Linked DNA regions of Homo sapiens: region 2 is linked to region 1. The links are chromatin loops, found by intact Hi-C in ENCODE. Cell type or tissue: Caco-2. All regions are shown on one strand. Each heading gives the region's core, and the rest is flanking DNA. Links, peaks and the distances in the headings are about the cores only. Region 1 overlaps LINC02363 (long intergenic non-protein coding RNA 2363). Region 2 overlaps IRF2 (interferon regulatory factor 2).

Evidence for each region. A loop is a pair of places that touch in the nucleus more often than their neighbours do. Peaks named below come from ENCODE experiments on the same cell type or tissue, not always from the same donor. Only the 100,000 strongest peaks of a DNase experiment are listed, where the experiment ranks them.
Region 2: a loop joins it to region 1, with 7 times the contacts of the local background. A loop is called at or near these places in 37 of 110 quality-filtered maps.

What each region holds. Positions count from the first base shown.
Region 1 is chr4:184,343,513-184,352,579 of GRCh38, reverse strand. LINC02363 (long intergenic non-protein coding RNA 2363) reads left to right here. Exons shown (of 3, transcript NR_040108.1): 2 at 2,302-2,491. Among named protein-coding and RNA genes, the nearest start is that of LINC02363, 5.9 kb to the left of the region's middle. RefSeq lists enhancers at 4,683-5,032, 5,113-5,162, 4,910-5,204 and a silencer at 7,262-7,331. In Caco-2, for the core only: no CTCF peak of the experiment used is centred there; DNase peaks (open chromatin) are centred at 3,619 and 3,929.
Region 2 is chr4:184,458,217-184,467,283 of GRCh38, reverse strand. The region is part of intron 1 of IRF2 (interferon regulatory factor 2); the gene reads left to right. Among named protein-coding and RNA genes, the nearest start is that of IRF2, 12 kb to the left of the region's middle. In Caco-2, for the core only: no CTCF peak of the experiment used is centred there; no DNase peak of the experiment used is centred there.

The DNA of each region.
Region 1 (9,067 bases), core at 397-8,396:
ACACAGCTACTACCTAGAAATACACTTCTGTGTTATTCAAACCAGGAGTCAGGAAGGAAAACTAATTGAAAAATACCTTCTGAGTATCTGAATTGGGCAATTGCTATGGGGAACAGAATGACAAAGAAGCAGTACCCCACTCCCCAGAGGAGCTTCCCATCTGCTGGGGGTGCCAAAGCATGAACACATAGAAAGGTGAATAACCACAGCGTGGCAGGCAGGATAATGACACCCCTAAAATGTCCACATCCTGATCCCCGGACCTGTGAGCATTAGCTTACATGACAAAAGGGATTTCGCAGATGAGATTAAGTTAAAGATCTGAGATGGGAAGATGAGTCTAGACTATCCAGGTGGGCCCAGTGTAGTCACAGGGTCCTGATAAGTGGACAAAAGAGTCAAGATAGTTGGAGTTAATGCGAGTTAAGACCGGACATGGCTCTCTTTGGAAGACGAGAGGGGCCTTGAACCAAGGAGTGAGAGCATCTCTAGAAGCTGGCCAAGGCGGGAGGGAACACAGCCCTGTCTACACCCTGATTTTAGTCCAGTGAGACCTAACTTGGACTTCTGACCTTCAGACTGTAGGATAACACAGTTGGGTTGTTTTAAGCCACTAAGCTTGTGGAAATTTGCTATAGTAGCATTTGGAAACTAATACAAATAGCAAAGTTAAATGAGATAAGAATCCAGAAAAAAAGTGTCATAGGTCAATAAGCCAGAAATCGCCGCATACTGGAGCTTCTACTGCAATCTCATACGTTCATCCGCCTCATCGCCCATGAAAACTCTCGTTTCTGGAAAACGAAGGGTGAAAAATAATTAGCTCATGGGAAAAGTAGAGGTGGGCAGACCATTCAAAACTTAACGGAACTTATAACCAGAGCCTTGTTACTATTACCAAGAACAGTAACGATGCTAGTTGAAATATCAGTATAATCGATACAGTTAAATCTCCACTGGCGTCACATCTCCCTCCCACCGTACATCCTTTGCAGTTTTATACCCTGGGCTTCTGATTTCCTCCTTGCAAATGAAGTGTTCTTTTTTTTTTCAACTTTTATTTTAGAATTAGGGGGTACGTGGGCAAGTTTATTACAAAGCTGTAATTTCATGATGCTGAGGTTTGGAGCACACATGAATCTGTCACCCAGGTAGTGAGCATAGTACCCAATAGATAGTAGTTTTTAACCCTTAACCCCCTCTCCTTCTCCTGCTTTTTGTATTCCCCAGTATCTACTGTTCCCATTTTTTGACCATGTGTACCCAATGTTTAGCTCCCACTTACAAGTGAAAACATGCGATATTTGGTTTTCTGTTTCTGAGTTAATTAACTTAGAATAATGTCCTCCAGTGCATCCATGTTGCTGCAAAGGATGTGATCTCATTCTTTTTTATGGCTGCGTAGTATTCCACAGTGTATATGTGCCACATTTTCTTTATGACATTTCTTTCTGAGACCGACCTGCTTCATTAAAATAAAAAATACAACCTGAAGGTAGCCTGTTTGGCCAAGCATTTCTTTTTAAACACCGGGGGATACGTCTTTGCAGATTCTTCATCTTCATTTGCAACTTTCCCAGATTAAAAAAAAAAAGTCCAGTTTAAAAGTATAAAGCACTCATGGAAGACACTTCTGCTGGTAGTCCGATTTTTTTCTTAAAGTTTTCAAACAGTGCTAAAGTTTTCTATTTAATTCTGAAAACCCTACTGCTCATGGCCTCAAAATATTAATCTGCTTGGAAAAACTGATGAACAGCAAACTGTAATTGGTAGATGCCATGAGGGCTGTTGGTTTAAATGAGGGTGGGAGCAGGTTGGGGAGGCCTCTTGCTGGAGGTGGGCTCAAGCTGAGCCTGGAGAATGAGTCAGACGGGAGCTTACAGCATCACTTTCCAGGTGGAAGGAGGAAAATATGGTGCCCGATCCAACATGGGGTGTCCCTGGTGGGCTTTGTTTGGCTCAGACACCCCAGTTGGTGTAGTCCTATTGGCCAGAGCAGCCGCTCTCCCACACCCACAGCTGCTGTTGGTCCTGGGCTTGGGCCTGGAGAAGCCCCTCTTCAGGAGGCTGGGCCAGCCCTATTCTCACACCTAGAGATAGCGCAGCTCCCTCTCTTGGCGTTCAAGCCTCTTGGCCCCTAATTCCCCCTTCAAAGCAGCCTCCTGAGCTTTTGAGGGATTGTCACTCTTGGAGGAAATAAAAACGTAGAAAAATATAGCAGAGCACTCTAGGGAATATGTACTTTCTCAACTTTTCTAGCCACCATCCTTTAAGCAATTATAATGCTTCCGGCTATCACAGGACATTGAGAGGGAAAAGGCCTCATCGACATACCAACTACAGGCCAGGTGGACCTTCGGTGCACACACACCCCAGCGCCCACAGAGATCCAGGCCTCCTGTGTATGAATGTGTGCCATGAATTTAGACCTATTTCTCGCCTTCCGGGCTCTCTATTCCTCATCCTCCATCCAAGTGGCCATCTTGTGCAGGTAATTCTTTTCTCTCCCCTCACCCTTTCCCCCTGCTTCTCCCTACTCTCCCTCCCCCTGTTTCTCTCTGAGTCTCTTTCCCCCTTCTGCCTTCCAGTGCATCCTCTGCAATTTGAGGTGACCCTCTTCTCCAGCTGCTGCTGCAGAACCCCAAGTGTGGTCCCCACACCCCCTCACGGTACACTTCAGCAGGAAGGTGCTTCTGCGTCCCCCTGTCCTCATCCTCCACTGCAGCTGTCCTGCTTCATCTCTTCCTCCTGGACTCAGGTTGGCCTTGGGCCCTGCTCCAAAAGGAGCACATTCACCACAGCTTCAGACTTCCTCCTGCTGCCGCTGCTCCTCGGAAGCAAACCTGGTGACTGCTGATGTCCAGGCCTAGACCATGCCTGGCAGAGCAGCCATGGGGTGGAGAAACAAGTCCTCAAGAGGGCTGCGAGGAGAGGCACAGAGACGGTCAGGGAAACTGAGGTCACACAACTGGGAATAAGAAGGTGGGGTGCTGGGGGGCTTGTCAATGTGGTTCTTCCACAGAGGATGGAAAGCCCCTTCATTTCTGCCCAAGAAAGTATCTTCAGCATTCACCGAAATCTCCCCAAGAGGGAAGCGCCGCAGGAAGGGGAACTAGGAAGGAAATACAAGCTGGTGCTTACTCCATCCCCGTCACAAAGAGGCTCAGAGAGAGACTTGGGAACGATATGCATATGCAATTTTTTAAATCACTCATTCAAGAAATAATAATGAAAAATGAGTTATAGGCAATGGATTAGTAAGTGCTGATCAGATTGACTATGTAAGTGAATTACATTCAAATTACATGTGAAGGAGCTCTATCAAGGGCAATTATGGGTCCTTCGAGAGGCTTTAAAAAGAGGAGGGATGAAACTTGGTTAAAATGGGGGCTCGTTAAAGGCAAGAGGAGTACAGAATGGTTGAGGTAACTTTCTCTGTGCCCCACTGTCAGCCCTGCTCTGCCAAGCAGGCTTGCAGGTGGGGATATTTGCTTGCTCTGGGTTCAGCAAGTCCTTGTGCTGCCTTGCCTAACCTGCTTCCGAGGTATCGGGTTTTAAGCTGGTGTGGCAAGAATGATATTGGCCTTTGTGTTCTAAAGGAGTGGCATGAAGCACAGTGGACCTTGATCTTCAATTGACGCCACAGTCTCCCTAATCCACTGATCTCCAATCATCCCACTAGATTAGCCACCCTATCAGGCAGTATTTTTCCATGTCCCATGTGCTCAAGGACGAAGCTTTAAAAGCAAGCTTGGAAGCTTATGCGATGCAGTACAGTGTCGGGGGTTGGCAGGGGAGAGAAAAGCAAAGGACTTACATTTGTTTTAGAAATTGCTGCCAAAAGATAAGCTTGTCTGTGCAACTATATGACTTCTGACACTGAGGCAGGGAGGATTGTGAAACCAGGATAGACAGAATTTCAGCCAGCAAATAAGTACACGTTCACTTTAGCCAGGGGGTGGGGTGGGGAGGCGGCTGGGAAGGGACTGAGTTTATGAAGAGGCCTAGAGTAATAGTTTCTGAAGCATTACTTATCTAGTGCTAGGCGGCAGAGTTCATTTTGTTTGTATGCGGTGATTACTTGCAGTCTACATGCAGAAAACCAGTTTATCTAATGAAGCGCAGGACTACAAATAGAGGTTTCTTAATAGAACCAGGCGACTGCCATGGGCCTCACCCTGACCGCTGGGTCACAGAGCCTTACCATCGGGGACTAGGCTTTGGGAGGCACTGAGGCAAGTTGGAGAATTAGAAAAGGAGTCAGCCATGAGTTATGTCCTGGCTATTACCGAGAGATAATCTAAAAAATGAAAATAAAGCTGCATATCAGGAGTTGGAAGCAATGTTTTACTGAAGGGCAGTCCGGAGACATGCATTTTGTTTCCAGGTGTTCAAATGCACTTCCTCTTGCTGAGGGGGCCCGAAAGCCTCCCGCTGGCTGCTCTGGGTCCCAGGTGCGTCCAGACGTTGCCAGACACACCTCTGTCAGGTGAGGCAGGCTCCAAGGGAGGAGGCCTTGGCTTTGTTAATTTTGCAGAAGAGCAGGGACTTTCATGACAATTTTTTTGATCTAATGACAAGCTATTTCCTCTACCATTAGTGTCCCGAAGGGCAAATTCTAAAGCCAAGGCCATTTGATAAAGCCTGGGGAATTTATTGCAAGGCAGATGGACACAGCAGCAGCACATAAGAGCACACGCGTGGGGCTCCAGCCCGGCCACGGGGAGACCTTTTCTCAGCAAAGGGCAGCACTGCTCGCTTTGCTGGGGCAGCCCTCCCAGGAAGATCCCAGAAGAGATGGTCTGAGGTGTGTGAACACTGTGAATGTCATGGACAAAGCTCAGCGTGGGACCCCATGGGACTTCAGGTTATTAAGATGTAAATGTTGGCCAAAAGCTTATGTGTGAATTTTATTTTTAAGTTGTGACTTCCTTCCTCTCTGCCTGGGCCAGTGCACAAGCAGGAGGAGGGAGAGTCGGTATTACTCTGCAAGAGCTGTTTCTCCAGGTTTCTGGGTGTGTTCTTGAGTGAATAGAAATCTGACACCACTGAGAATTCACTGACAAAGGCTTTCCGTCTGCAAGGCAGTGTGTCACGCACTGGCCCTGACCAATCCCATTTGGAGCTGAAGACTCCAGAACATGGCGGAAGGTCATTTCTGCAGCAGTGTTAGCTGTTCCACAGCTCAAAGAGGAACTAAAATTAAAGACAGGAAAGCAACATTGTGAAAATGCCTATGGCAGCCACTGAGAGTTACAAAACAGCCTCAACTATCTCCTAAGAAATGATCACTGGGGATGCATGTTTTCAAACTCTCATTGGATGCCCTGTATGCACCTGTTGTAAAGTCGAGAAATCACACCAGCACCAGCACTGCTTTCCTGATCACCTGTTGAAAATGTAATGGACACGAAATACCAAAAACGGGATTAAATTCCCCACCAAGAGGACATCCTTTTCGTGTCAGCGGCTTCCCAGTAGCAGTTTTTCACAAAATCGTGTTTAAAAACATTTTTCTATAGGCAATATTCACCTAGAATGGAAAACGTGGCTAGAATAGCTTATTTTATGATCTTAGATTTTCTCTGTGTTGGTGTGTCTCTCCTCCCATTTCTGAGTTCTGTTTGGCTTAAATGTGTAATGATCTGACCACTGAGCTTTGTCACAGAACTAGGGTAGGAGGACAAAATATTGAGTTAGGAGAAGTTTTCAACCAGCAATTTCCCAATAGTACATGATTTCCTTTTTTGTCTTCTTTTTCTTCTTCAGAGGAGAGCAGGGTACATTCTGGAGTGAGGACATGACTACAAGTTGTAGGCAGGAAATACTGTTTCATGACACCAAATTTTAAAAGAAAGAGACTTTAGAAAATGGTCATATTTTGGCCGGGCACAGTGGCTCATGCCTGTGATCCCAGCACTTTGGGAGGCCGAGGTGGGAGGATCACTTGAGGTCAGGAGTTTGAGACCAGAGACATGGTGAAACCTCGTCTCTATTAAAAATACAAAAAATTAGCCAGGCATGGTGGTGCACACCTGTAATCCCAGCTACTTGGAAGGCTGAGGCAGGAGAATCGTTTGAACCCGGGAGGCGGAGGTTGCAGTGAGTTGAGGTTGCAGTGAATTGAGATTGCGCCACTGCACTCCAGCCTGGGTGACACAGCAAGACTATGTCTCAAATAATAATAATAATAATAAAATAAAAAAGAAAATGGTCATATATTTATAGTCTACTTTTTATATTTTGTTAGATGTCACTAACTACTTAATGCTTTTTAGTTATTTAAAATGTTGCTCACAAATCCCAGTGTAAGCCCACGAAGTTGACCTCAGTGATTACACTTTTCCTAAAACCCTGGGGATTTTGTTTTAAAAGGTTAATGTGTTTTTTCAGTTAGTGGGAAGATAATTATGGACCCTCTCCTGGGTGTAAGTGATGTAAAGGGTCTTCGGGGATATGAATTAAAGAGTAGGCTCTGGCCCTGACCTCTGTATTGAGGAGGGAGGCCTCCTGAGAAGGGAGTCCTTGCTTGTGCTGAAAGGAGCTTTTGCTACATGGGGTCCCACAGGTTTAGGTGCAGGCAGGAGGAGCGGCAGCAAGAGGGCCCACTGTGGGCCCAGAAACATTTGGCTGGGACCTCAGCCTTGTTGTACCTTGTTCTAGGGGAAAAATAAAAGCGGCTCAAGCCTTTCTTAACCCCTGGGAGACACTGGCAGGGAAGAGGCCACAAAGAGCAAGACAGCTGTGACAAGTGCACAGTCACCCCAGGCCCCAAGGCTCTCCTGTTTCCACACACTGTGTCCAAACCAATCATCCAGCTCTTGGCCTGCTCTGCCCAGCCCTCTTCCTGACCTTCAATGCTTACATCTCCACTCCCAAAATAGATCAGGAAGCTGCTGATGCCACAGAAAGATCTGGCTTTGGAATAAGTAAGCCCGGGTTCAAATCCCCTGCCTGTACACATTTATAACATTCGACTTTATGTTCCTACCCTGTAAAATGGGAACACCAGGACCTATGATTCAGGGTGCTGGGGAGGTCTAAAGTAGGTAACATATGTCAGACACATAGCACAATGCCTGGCGCATGACAGCTGATCAGTGAAGGTTATTTGTCCCTCCTGCTTGTCCTAGGAGGAGCTAGTGCCGGGATTCGCCTCAGGGGCATGTGGGTGTCAGAGACAGGGCATTGCGTCCTGGCTAGGTGGCTTGCCAGATGCAAGATCATCTGTTTTCCTGTTTCTAAAAAGGAGATAATGTCATAAGGTTACTGTCAGGATTAAAATGAAAAGTGATAGAGCATGCCTGTCCCATCATAGGAACTTGATACCTGTTGGTTTCTGTCTTTAAACTTCTTTGAAATATGCCATCCCTCATCCCTGTGATGGCCTCACAGGCAGCTGCATCCCTTGAACCCTGTACTGGACCACTGGCCACCCCTGCATCTGCCCCTACCTCTGCCTCATGCAACTGTCACTGCCATAGGAGGGGCCTACCAGGCACTGGGCGACTCAGCCAGGTGCGGAGGCAGACACGAGGCTCCATGGCAAGGCTGTGGGACTGTCCCTGGCAAAACAAGCCTCCCTTCACTTTCTGTCTTTATGACTACCCTCGCTGTTCTGTCACTTGATTTTACCTGAGGATCCAATTCTGGGGTAGGAACAAAGTTTCCTCCTGAGCTCTGACCATGCTCTGAGTTGGAAATCCGAAATACTGAAGGATTTCCAATTCACAGCAGCTCTATTTTGGATTTTGATTTATTTGTTGGAGTGGTTCTGAGCTATCACAGCCTCCCACTCGCCCCCTCCTCAGGGCTGTTCTTGGAGAGAGCAGCATGATTTCAGCCCATGAAGGAACAATCAGGCTCAATAAACCTAAGAGAAAATCGAAGAATAATCTAATGTTCTCAGTGCTCAGGTCTAAAGAGGAAGTGACCTCATTTCATAAGGGACAGCCATTGCTAGTTTAATAGAATAGCCTTTTGCATTATCACAGATGTAGCAGACTAGGTGTGTAATCATAGATAAAATAAAAAATCGTAGACAATTTTGAAGAAAAACCAGGAGCATCTTTTGAGATTACTTAAGGGAATACAAGGAATCTATGTATCCCTTTGCGTAAGATGTCCCATGCAATATATCCAGCCCCTTGGGTATTTAATGAAGCACTTTCAAGAGGATAAGAGGCAGGAGACCGGAAAGACTCCACTGGTGTTCTGCAAAGTGGAGTGTGAAACGCAAAGGTTTTTTTTTTTTTTTCCAGAATTTACACATCCAATGCCAAACCTAAGGAGGAAAGGAGTAAATGGCCAGAAGGAATAGGGATTTGATTGCCAGATGGTTAAATGTGGTGTGACAGTATTCCATTAAGAATTTTGAAACATTCAACATACATTCACTTTGCTTCAACGAGACCCAAACGGAAAGCATCTAGAGAGGCACACACGCAGCGGCGCTCTGCGAAACGTCTGTGTTTCACATGGTACTGCCTGTTTGCCTGTCGGCTCTCAATGCCACCCCACTCTCCCTGCCCTTCTCTGTAGGAGCTGGAAGCCTGCAAACTACATTTCCCAGAATCCCCAGCCAGCTTGCTTCCCAGTAGCCTCTGCCAATGGGAGACACTGGTGGGAGCTTGGAAGGAGGGTAGAAGGGAGAAAGAAGCTGATTTTATTTCTCCTTCTGTTGAAGTCTCTGGCAGTGGCAGCAGTAGCAGCAGTGGCAGCAGCTGCGGCAATAGCAGTAGCAGCGGCAGTAGGTGACTGAGTTTCTGCTCAGGTGGAGTTTCAACAGCAGTGGGGGCAGGGAGTGCTCTCGCAGCCTCTGCAGCAGGGCGTTCCTGGGCTCTGGATCTGGCAGCATCAGTGTCCGTGACAGGCAGCCCTTGGTGGGAGTTTAATTTCTCGGCTTCCTGAAAGATTTCCAATAACGGCCGTGGAGCAGCAAGTATCACAGCAGCTTCAGCCACCGAGCAATCACCGACTCTTTGTGGATCACACCATATTTCCTTTTGTTCAGCCAGCCTTAGGACGGTAGTAGTAGCTTCCTGCAGTTACTGGTCTCTGAATGATC
Region 2 (9,067 bases), core at 186-8,185, 110 kb before region 1:
TTCTGTCTTTGCATAAATGTCACTGAAAGAGTTTTAGAGATCGGAGGGGTGAGGTGAAGTTGGTTAGGCAATTAGTGATAACTCAAGGACCAGTTGAAAGACTGGAGGACCCTCCACTGCTGACTGTGGGATCAGATCCTTTTATCCTGGGGATGAGAAAGGCTGATGGGAAAACTGCTAGGCAGCTGCTGACATTATACCACCAGGAAACATGAAGTTGTGAGTAGTTGTCACTTGGACATGGCTGAAGTCACCTTAGGGTACAGTGATGTTGCTGCATCACAACGTTTAGGTCATCAATGGGCCATACACATGACTGTGGCCCCATAAGATGATAATATCATACTTTTACCTTTTGCTATGTTTAGATACACAGATACTTGCCATTGTGCTACAGTGGCCTACGGTCCTCAGTACAGTAACCTGCAGTACATGTTTGCAGCCTGGAAGCCATAGGCCATACCATAAACCTGGGTGTGTAGGAGGTTATACCATGTAGGTTTGTGTAAGTACACTCTGTGATGTTCACACAATGACAAAATTGCTTAATGGTGCATTTCTCAGAATGTATAAGTGTGCTGATGTTGATGCATTGTTTGGGGATGGGGAAACTGATACTCACTATGTGAGGCCCCAAACTCAATCTAAAATTGCCTTTGGAGGCAACCACGGAAATACGGTAATAGCTCTCTTAGGCCTTCTCCCCCCGTACTGATCTTCCTTGGTACTGTTTTATTTTATTTTTAAACTCTTGAAATAATACATAATAGATGTATGTATTTTCAGGGCACATGTAATAATTTAATGCATTCATATTTGTAATTTGTAATGATAAATCAATGTAATTGTGCTATTGAGATTGTGGGAGGTAAATATGGAATCAGGGAAATAGAATGGGCTGATAATGTGTTTTCCTAAAGAACAGATGGGATTGGCCGTGCGCGGTGGCTCACGCCTGTAATCCCAGCACTTTGGGAGGCCGAGGCGGGCGGATTTCCTGAGGTCAGGAGTTCAAGATCAGCCTGGCCAACATGGTGAAACCCCGTCTCTACTAAAAATACAAAAATTAGCTGGGCATGGTGGCGGGCACCTGTAGTCCCAGCTACTCGGGAGGCTGAGGCAGGAGAATCGCTTGAACCCAGGCGGCGGAGGTTGCAGTGAGCCGAGATCGCACCAGCTTGGGTGACAAGCGTGAGACTTCATCTCAAAAAAAAAACAAAAAACAAAAAACAACCAGATGGGACAAGTTAAAACTGAACTATGAATTCCATAAGTGGGTAGTGTGGGTCACTGAGTGGGGCACTGAGTACTCCACAGTGACTGTAGTCAGGATTCTACATTGAAATAAACTTTCTGGAATTTACCTTGGTGCTATATACTTAAAGTCTTAAAAATGTTAAGCTCTCTGTTCCAGAAATTCTGCTTCTTGGAACCTACTTACGTGAAGTAACCAGAGATGGGAACAAAGATGTATGTACACGGATGTTTATTGAATTAGCTTTTGTTATGTAAAAACTTGGAAACAAGCTAAATATCCAACAATAGAGACACATTTGAACGAATTACGGCACATCCAGACAGACTATAGGTAGCTTATAAAGCTCGTGTTTTCGAGCAGCGTTTAGTGATGGGAAAATATTTATGATCTATGCTGATTGGGTGGGGAAAAAAGGATATGAAATTGTGCTTCTAGTTTTATTTTTAAAACATATGTGTATATTGGGGTATTTTTAAAAACCTGGAAGAAAACATATCTTTTTGATGGTGAAATTGTGGGTGTTTGGCTTTTTTTTTCCTTCTTGAAACATTTTTGTATTTTCCAAATTTAAAACAGCAAGCACAATTACCAATTACCCTTTTAACCAGAAAAATATTCTCAAGAGAGTGCTAATATGTCATCTCTGCCCTCACCTCTGGTCCACGTAAGGTTAGGAAAAACACACTGGGTGCTGCCGAGGAGGAGGCTGTGCATGGACGGGGCCATTCTCGAGCCTTTCTGCCTCCATGTGTGGAGCAGGCTCTAGAGCCAGGGCTTTCCTGGCCAGGCTCTTGGAAGCCTTTGTCCTCAGACAGCTGTGGCTACTTGGAGACACTTAGATTGGTGGCTTTTTGGTGAGGTTGGGACATAATGTTTTGTCAGTAACTGTGAAGGGCTTGAGATATGATTTCACTTCACAGTTAACATTCTTTATACATATGAATACTGCAGAAACACAAAACCCCTGGGTAGGAGAAAAGAGTTCCTTGTTGATATTTACAACTGGGGCAACAGCCTGAGTGACACTATTGTGTCAGGCCCCTAAACCTTGACCCTTAGGTGACACTGAAAACTAATGGAATGTACATGTGGGCTACACTTTGTTGACAGGGACAGAGCAGCTGTCCCTCTCCCGTCCCAAAAGGAGAGAGAGAGAAAAAAAAAAGAAGAAGAAAAAGGAAAACCAAACAGACAAACACCTTAGCTCCCCTGACATGGGATGAAAAGGTTCCAGGGGTCTTATCCTAACCTTTCAGAATGTGAGACACTTGTAACCTGGGGATGTCTCCAAGGTCTGTTTTTCATGCTTTTTGAAATACACATGCCTAGGGAGATACGTCTTCCCAGCACCTTGGGAACCAAGGTGAAATTATTTGGTCCTCTTGAGGAGATTAGAGGTTTTATTATCCTTTTGGAAAAGAGCATTTAATGTACACAAATGGCTACAGATCTAATTCTCATGGTAAGTGAAGTATAAAATGTTTGTAGGGGAAGTGAGAGTGAACATTCCCTGTCTTCATGTCCTGTATAGTCCCTATCTTCATGTCCTGTACATTCCCTATCTTCATATGCTATACAGTCGCTATTTTCATATCCTATATGGCTCCTATATTCATATCCCATACATTCCCTATCCTATACATTCCCTACCTTCATGTCATATATGGTCCTATCTTCAGACCTTTTATGGTCCCCATCTTCATACCCTATACATTCCTTATCTTCATGTCCTGAACAGTCTCCATCTTCATATCCTATACATTCCCTATCTTCATTTCTTAACAGTCCCCATCTTCATATCCTATATAGTCCCCATCTTCATGTCCTGTACATTCCCTATCTTCATATCTTCCTATCCTATACATTCCCTATCATCATGTCCTAAATGGTCGCTGTCTTCATATGCTGTACATTGTCTATCTTCATGTCCAATACATTCCCTATCTTCATGTCCTATACGGTCCCTATCTTCATGTCATAAACGGTCCCTATCTTCGCATCATATGCATTCCCTATCTTCGTGTCCTATACATTTTTTCCCTTTATATTCTATTCATTTCTGTGTGTTAGGAGGTGAAGGCATTTTATAGGAGTCTGGAAAGAAGCCTGAGAAGTTGTATTTTCCCCTCACACCTGCCTTTACCAGACCCCTGTTGGAGAATGACAGTAGAGCTTAATCAGAGTGTGACCTCTGACTTTTCAAACTGAAGACCTCAAATCTCCAATTTTTATCTGAAAAAATATTAGAATAGTTTCACTCTCTTTATGAACATGGAGACGTTTTTGGATTGCTACGGAAGTAGGATTGGGCATGACCATTATGAGTTCAGAGGCTGAATGCCGTACCACAGCCCATCAAAAAAAAAATATATATATATGCACGATATTGTCCAATACAAATATAATGTGAGCCACATGTATAGTTTTAATTTTCTAGTAGCCACTTAGAAAAGTAAAAAGAAGTAGGTAAAATTAATTGTAATAATATATCTCATTTAACTAATTTTATCTAAAATATTTCAGTATGTCGTTAATGTAAAAATACTAATGAGATATTTTGTATCCATTTTTCATACTGAGTATTTAAAATCCAATGTGTCCTTTGCACCTATAGCACGTCTTAATTCAGCCCAGCCACATTCCAAGGGCATGGTAGACCCATGTGGCTGGTGGCTACCATCTTGGTTGGTGCAGCATAAGGAAATCAATCAAGGTGTGAAGACAATACAGGGGAAAGTTGTAGTACAGTCCTGAAAGGACTGAAGGAAAGTAGAGTTGGAGTGGTTATTTTGGTCATAACTGTATGAATCTCCCTGTGGCTCTCCCCACAAACCATACCTGATCTCTTCAGCCTAAAACAATGAAATGCTCTGAATTTCTATAGAAGCAGCATACTCTACATCCCATTCCTAGGGTAGTTAGCTATCTGCATCTTGATGAGATGAATGTTTCATTCTAGACTCTTGAACTGTTATGAAAATCTTAGATTATTTGAATTTTTCCATTTGTATCACCTATGTGGTAAGTTATTTGAGAGCCAGGATCCAGTCCGATTTATTTGCATTCCTCACCGGTGTTTGACACCTTTAAGACCTAGATAAATATTAGTTTATTTGATTTTCAGCTGTAAAGCAAAGGTTAGCTTGAAAGGCTGAATTCCAGCTCAGGAAGGGTGGCACAGATCTAGTTTGTACTAGAAACCTAATGGTATATGAATTGAACACATAAACATTAGGATTTGTCACTTTGCATTAGGATTTGTTACTTTGTATTAGGGGTTCCACACCCAGAAGGTGAAAAATTGTTCGGTTTTTCTCCTTTGTATCCAGACCTTTAAAAAATATTATCAGTTTCTTCTTTTGATGTTTAAGTTCCAATGATGATCCTAATACTTTCTTGTAGGGATAAATAAGCTATATTTGGTGATGACCTGAAGATAAACATTTGGAAGCTGCTACTTTTTCCATGGGTTCTTTGTTAACAATAACTTTGTTATTAACAAACACAGCCCACAACATCTAGGCGATGAAATTCTTTTGAAATCAAGTATAGTATTTTACAGTTGCCTTCATTTGTTCTCTTTGACTGTAATTGTTGGGTTGAAGCAACAGACTTATCCAGAGAGCCAAGGCAATTTATTTTTACTGAAGACTACCTAAGAACTGCTTAGGTAGCTTTTCTCTGCAAGATTAAATGCGACCTTCATGGAATCATGTTAGCAGGGCCAGCAGCTAGAAAAATAAAGACTAAACCAAACCTTCAGCAGCGAAATTCCCAGCTGCTCAGTGGCTCAGAGCTTTCCTGATTGCTTTCTTCCAATGAAAACACTGTAGATTAGTTTTAAGTGAATTCTAGTAGGTTTGGGGATTTGCAACTGACAGAAGAACAGCAAAGTGTAATCTCACTTTAAAATAATAGTCCTGAAGGTAAATCTCTATTGGCTCTTTCTTAGGATGCTGGGATTTTTGTTCATATGGGAAAACTTAACTCATACACACTGTTTAGCTGACCTTTGAAGGTAAGGCCCTAGAAGGCAGACGGAGGCTGGACACCTGGGGATGTGGGGCAGGACTGCTGCTCCTCTTTCTTCTCTCCATTGTAGGCGGGTGGAAACTTGGGAAGCCTGCGAGGAAGGTCCCTGTAGGGAATGTAGCTGACCCATTTTTTCCACTTTTGGGTGTGGTCATCCTGACTATTGGTGAAGTCAGGGTGAATTGAAAATGTTACAGGAGAGGATTTACTTAACTTACAGGTGCTTTTAATGCATTGCGATTTTTGTTTTTCTTGAAAGTCCTCGCAGTTTGGGAGATGGGGGTTGGGGGTTGGGGGGCGGTGGGGGGGCGGGTAGAGGAGAGTGCTCAGCTGAAACCGTTGACTATTTTGATCATTCATCCATTCAGTCATTTATTTAGCAGGTGTTTATTCAGTGCTAACGATATGTAGAGGGAGGTATAAAACGAAAGAAAATTATCTTCGATTTGAGGTAGCCAGGTAGGTAGATGGTCTGCATTCCTTACAGTTAGGAGCCTAATTCTTCCAGATAGAGAAAACACAATTAGGCAAGTAAGATGACAGTTCCAGAAACGATTTTACTTATCTGTGAATCCCTTTTATAGTTCTTCCATGGGCCCTGTGGGGTTGTTTCAGATTGTAGGGGAAGCCGCAGTGCTAATGTGACAGATTTTTTTGCCAAGTGTATACATTTTATTTTTTTTAAAACAGACTCTTAATAGATTGTAAAATAGGCATAGAACAACATATTGTTTTGTTGTTCTTTCTGTTTTTCCACAATTCTCCCACATTTAGTTTGGAACATGGAACTATGGTCTGGTGTCATTAAGGAAAACTGATGGGGTTAAATCCTGATAATTATCTCCCCTCTCTACTTACCCTTCCCTTGTGGGGAGACACTGTAACCAGCAGAGCTGCAGAATCAGTACTCCTGCCCCCCGCGGTAAAGTGAAGGAAGCTGATGAAAGATATCCAGGAACTCTTGGCACTATTTTTGAAATTTTTATGTGGATTGGAAATAATTTCAAAATAAAAAGGTTTTTTTAAGGCTTCCCATTAGTGCTCTAGAGTTACTGTTGCTTATTTAAAATAACAGCCTAATAGAGTGTATTTGTAAGTTCCTTTGTTTGCTTCCCCACGTCGATCTAAAAGGGATTTTATGTAGCTCTTTTTCTACGTAGGTCCTACTTTAGATATCATTTAGTACCCTCTCCTCACAGGGCTTGAGAAGACATTGCCTTGAAGGGGAAACTGGTCCTTACTTCATTTTGAAAATGCTTCCTTTTCTCTCTTCGCGTGTGTGTGTGTGCGTGTGCATGTGTGTGTGTGCGTGCATGTGTGTGTGTGTGCGCGTGCATGTGTGTGTGTGTGTGCGTGCATGCGTGTGTGTGTGTTTGGCTATAGTGAATACTTTAAGTTGCCTGAAATTAAGGAATAATTATCATCCATAAAAGCACTGAAGGAAACAGTGGCAGCAAGTAGGGAATTCATAAATGCATGTTGAAGCATTCTTTTTAAAACTGTGGTAAAATTTACAAAACAAAATTTACCATTACAATCATCTTAAAGTGTATAATTTGGTGACGTTAATTACATTCACAAGGTTGCCTAAGCATCACCACCATCCATCTCCAGAACTTTTTCAGTATCTGGATCAGAATCTCTATACCCATTAAACAATAACTGCTTCCCGCAGCCCCTGGCAGCCAGCATTCTACTTTCTGTCTGTGAATCTGACCACTCGAGATGTCTCATGTAAGTGGAATCATACAGTCTTTGTCTTTTTGTGTCTGGCTTATTTTGCTTAGCAGAATGTTTTCCAGGTCCACCCATGTTGTAGCATGCATCAGAGCTTCATTCCTCTGTAAGACTGAGTAATATTCCTAGATTGTGTTCGTCCATTCATCTGTTGGTAGATACTGGGATTCTTATTAATTTGGCTATTGTGAATAAGGCTGCTGTGATCATTGGTATAAAAGTATCTGTTTGAGTCCCTGCTTTCAGTTATTTCAATTCTGTAGAATGGCTGGGTCATACGGTAATCCTATGTTTAACATTTGAAGAACCACCAAATTGTTTTCCATAGCTGTACCATTTTGCATCCCCATCAGCAATGCACACCGGTTCCAGCTTCTCCACACCTTTTACCAACATTTGTTATTATTATCTTTTTGTTTTGATAGGGCCACCCTAATAGGTATGAAGTGGTAGCTCACGATGGTTTTGATTTGCATTTCCCTGGTAATTAATGATGCTGAGCATCACTTCATGTGCTCCTAGCCATTTGTATATCTTCTTAGGAGGAATGTCTATTCAAGGGCTTTCTTCATTTTTGATTTTGTTGTTGTTGAGCTGTAGGTTTGAGTCATTCATTTTGTGGTTTTGAAAATGACACACTAGTAAGTCTGAAAAACTAAGCTTCTCCCCATTACAGTATATGTAGCATGTGGCAAAAAGTTCTGTTTTAGAATTTTGAGATGCTGTGAAGCTGATGAAGCACACTTTGAGGAATTAACTTAGGCTGGAGTGAAGTAAATCAGAGCGCATGGGTAAGTGAGAATCAGATAGAATCTCGCACCATGCTGGAATTGGGAGTTTCTGTAGCAACGATTGCCTGCCCCTTCCCTTCATTTTTTCAGCTGGAGAAATCAAGTAACCTGCTCAGTGTATTGTAGCCAGGTTAAGTACTTAGTATGTTTTGTTGAACTGTGCAGTAAATAATTATTTTTTTTCTGTTGTATTTTGAATCCAGAAATGTCTTGTGAGAGGAGAAATAGCAGTGCTTGAATATGGTAGTGGATTTATCCTCGCGGCTGCCCTTGTGGTAGCCTCTCTGCTTGGGACTCGGATATGGTAGTGAATTTATCATTGCGGCTGCTCTGTCTGCTTGGGACTCATGAAAAAAGCCTTAGAGTTCTTCACTTCTGTGGTATTTCAGGATAAAGATTAGTAAAAACAGCCTCAGAGTAACATTTGGGGACTTAAGAATTTAAATATAATCCATTCAATCATGGTTCAATAGTATTACTGAGTGGATGAAAAAAAAATATTGCCGTAATAACAGATCTGTTAAGTAAAATGGATAAAAGCATTTGTGTATTTATTGTGAATTGTTGACAGCAGGAGAAGCCATTCATTTGTTCTTACAAGAGCCATAGTAGATAAAGAAATTCAGTGAAATATCACAACTGTATGGAAGCAAATTCATTGTTGGTTTAGTTTTATGTCCTGCGGAAATTTTTCGTTTTGCTGAATCCTTTTGAAGAGTTGAACTTTATTGAAAACTATAGCCTGGCAAGGTCATGTGTGGATTATAACTGAGTTGTAAATAATTGGAAGAAGATGCATAATATATGTGAGAAACAGAGAAATAATATATGTGTTGTGAAGCAGAGTGGTAAGAGGAGTTGCAAAAATTTTTATTCTCTTCAGGCTTGGGGCAACGATTTTAAAAATCCTTAAAATTAGTTTTAAGTACTGTGAAAACAAACATGATAATGATGAAATTAAATTGAAGACTCTCTTCTACAAACAAATATCTTAAATAAAACCCTCAGAGGAAGTCATTCCTTCAGCAGACAATTTTGAACAGCTGTGTGTGAAGCCCTATGCTGCGAAGATGTAAGGTTGAAAATTTCAGATCCATGCTCTCAAAGAGCTTATCATTTGGTTAGAGAGACAAGCAGGTAAATAACCATTCCTGGTCATGAAAAGAACGAAAGATGGGCTTCATGGAAGCACAGCAAGCCAAAGGCTAAGGGAGAGAAGAGGAAGAAGCAGTATCTTCTTTTTATTCTT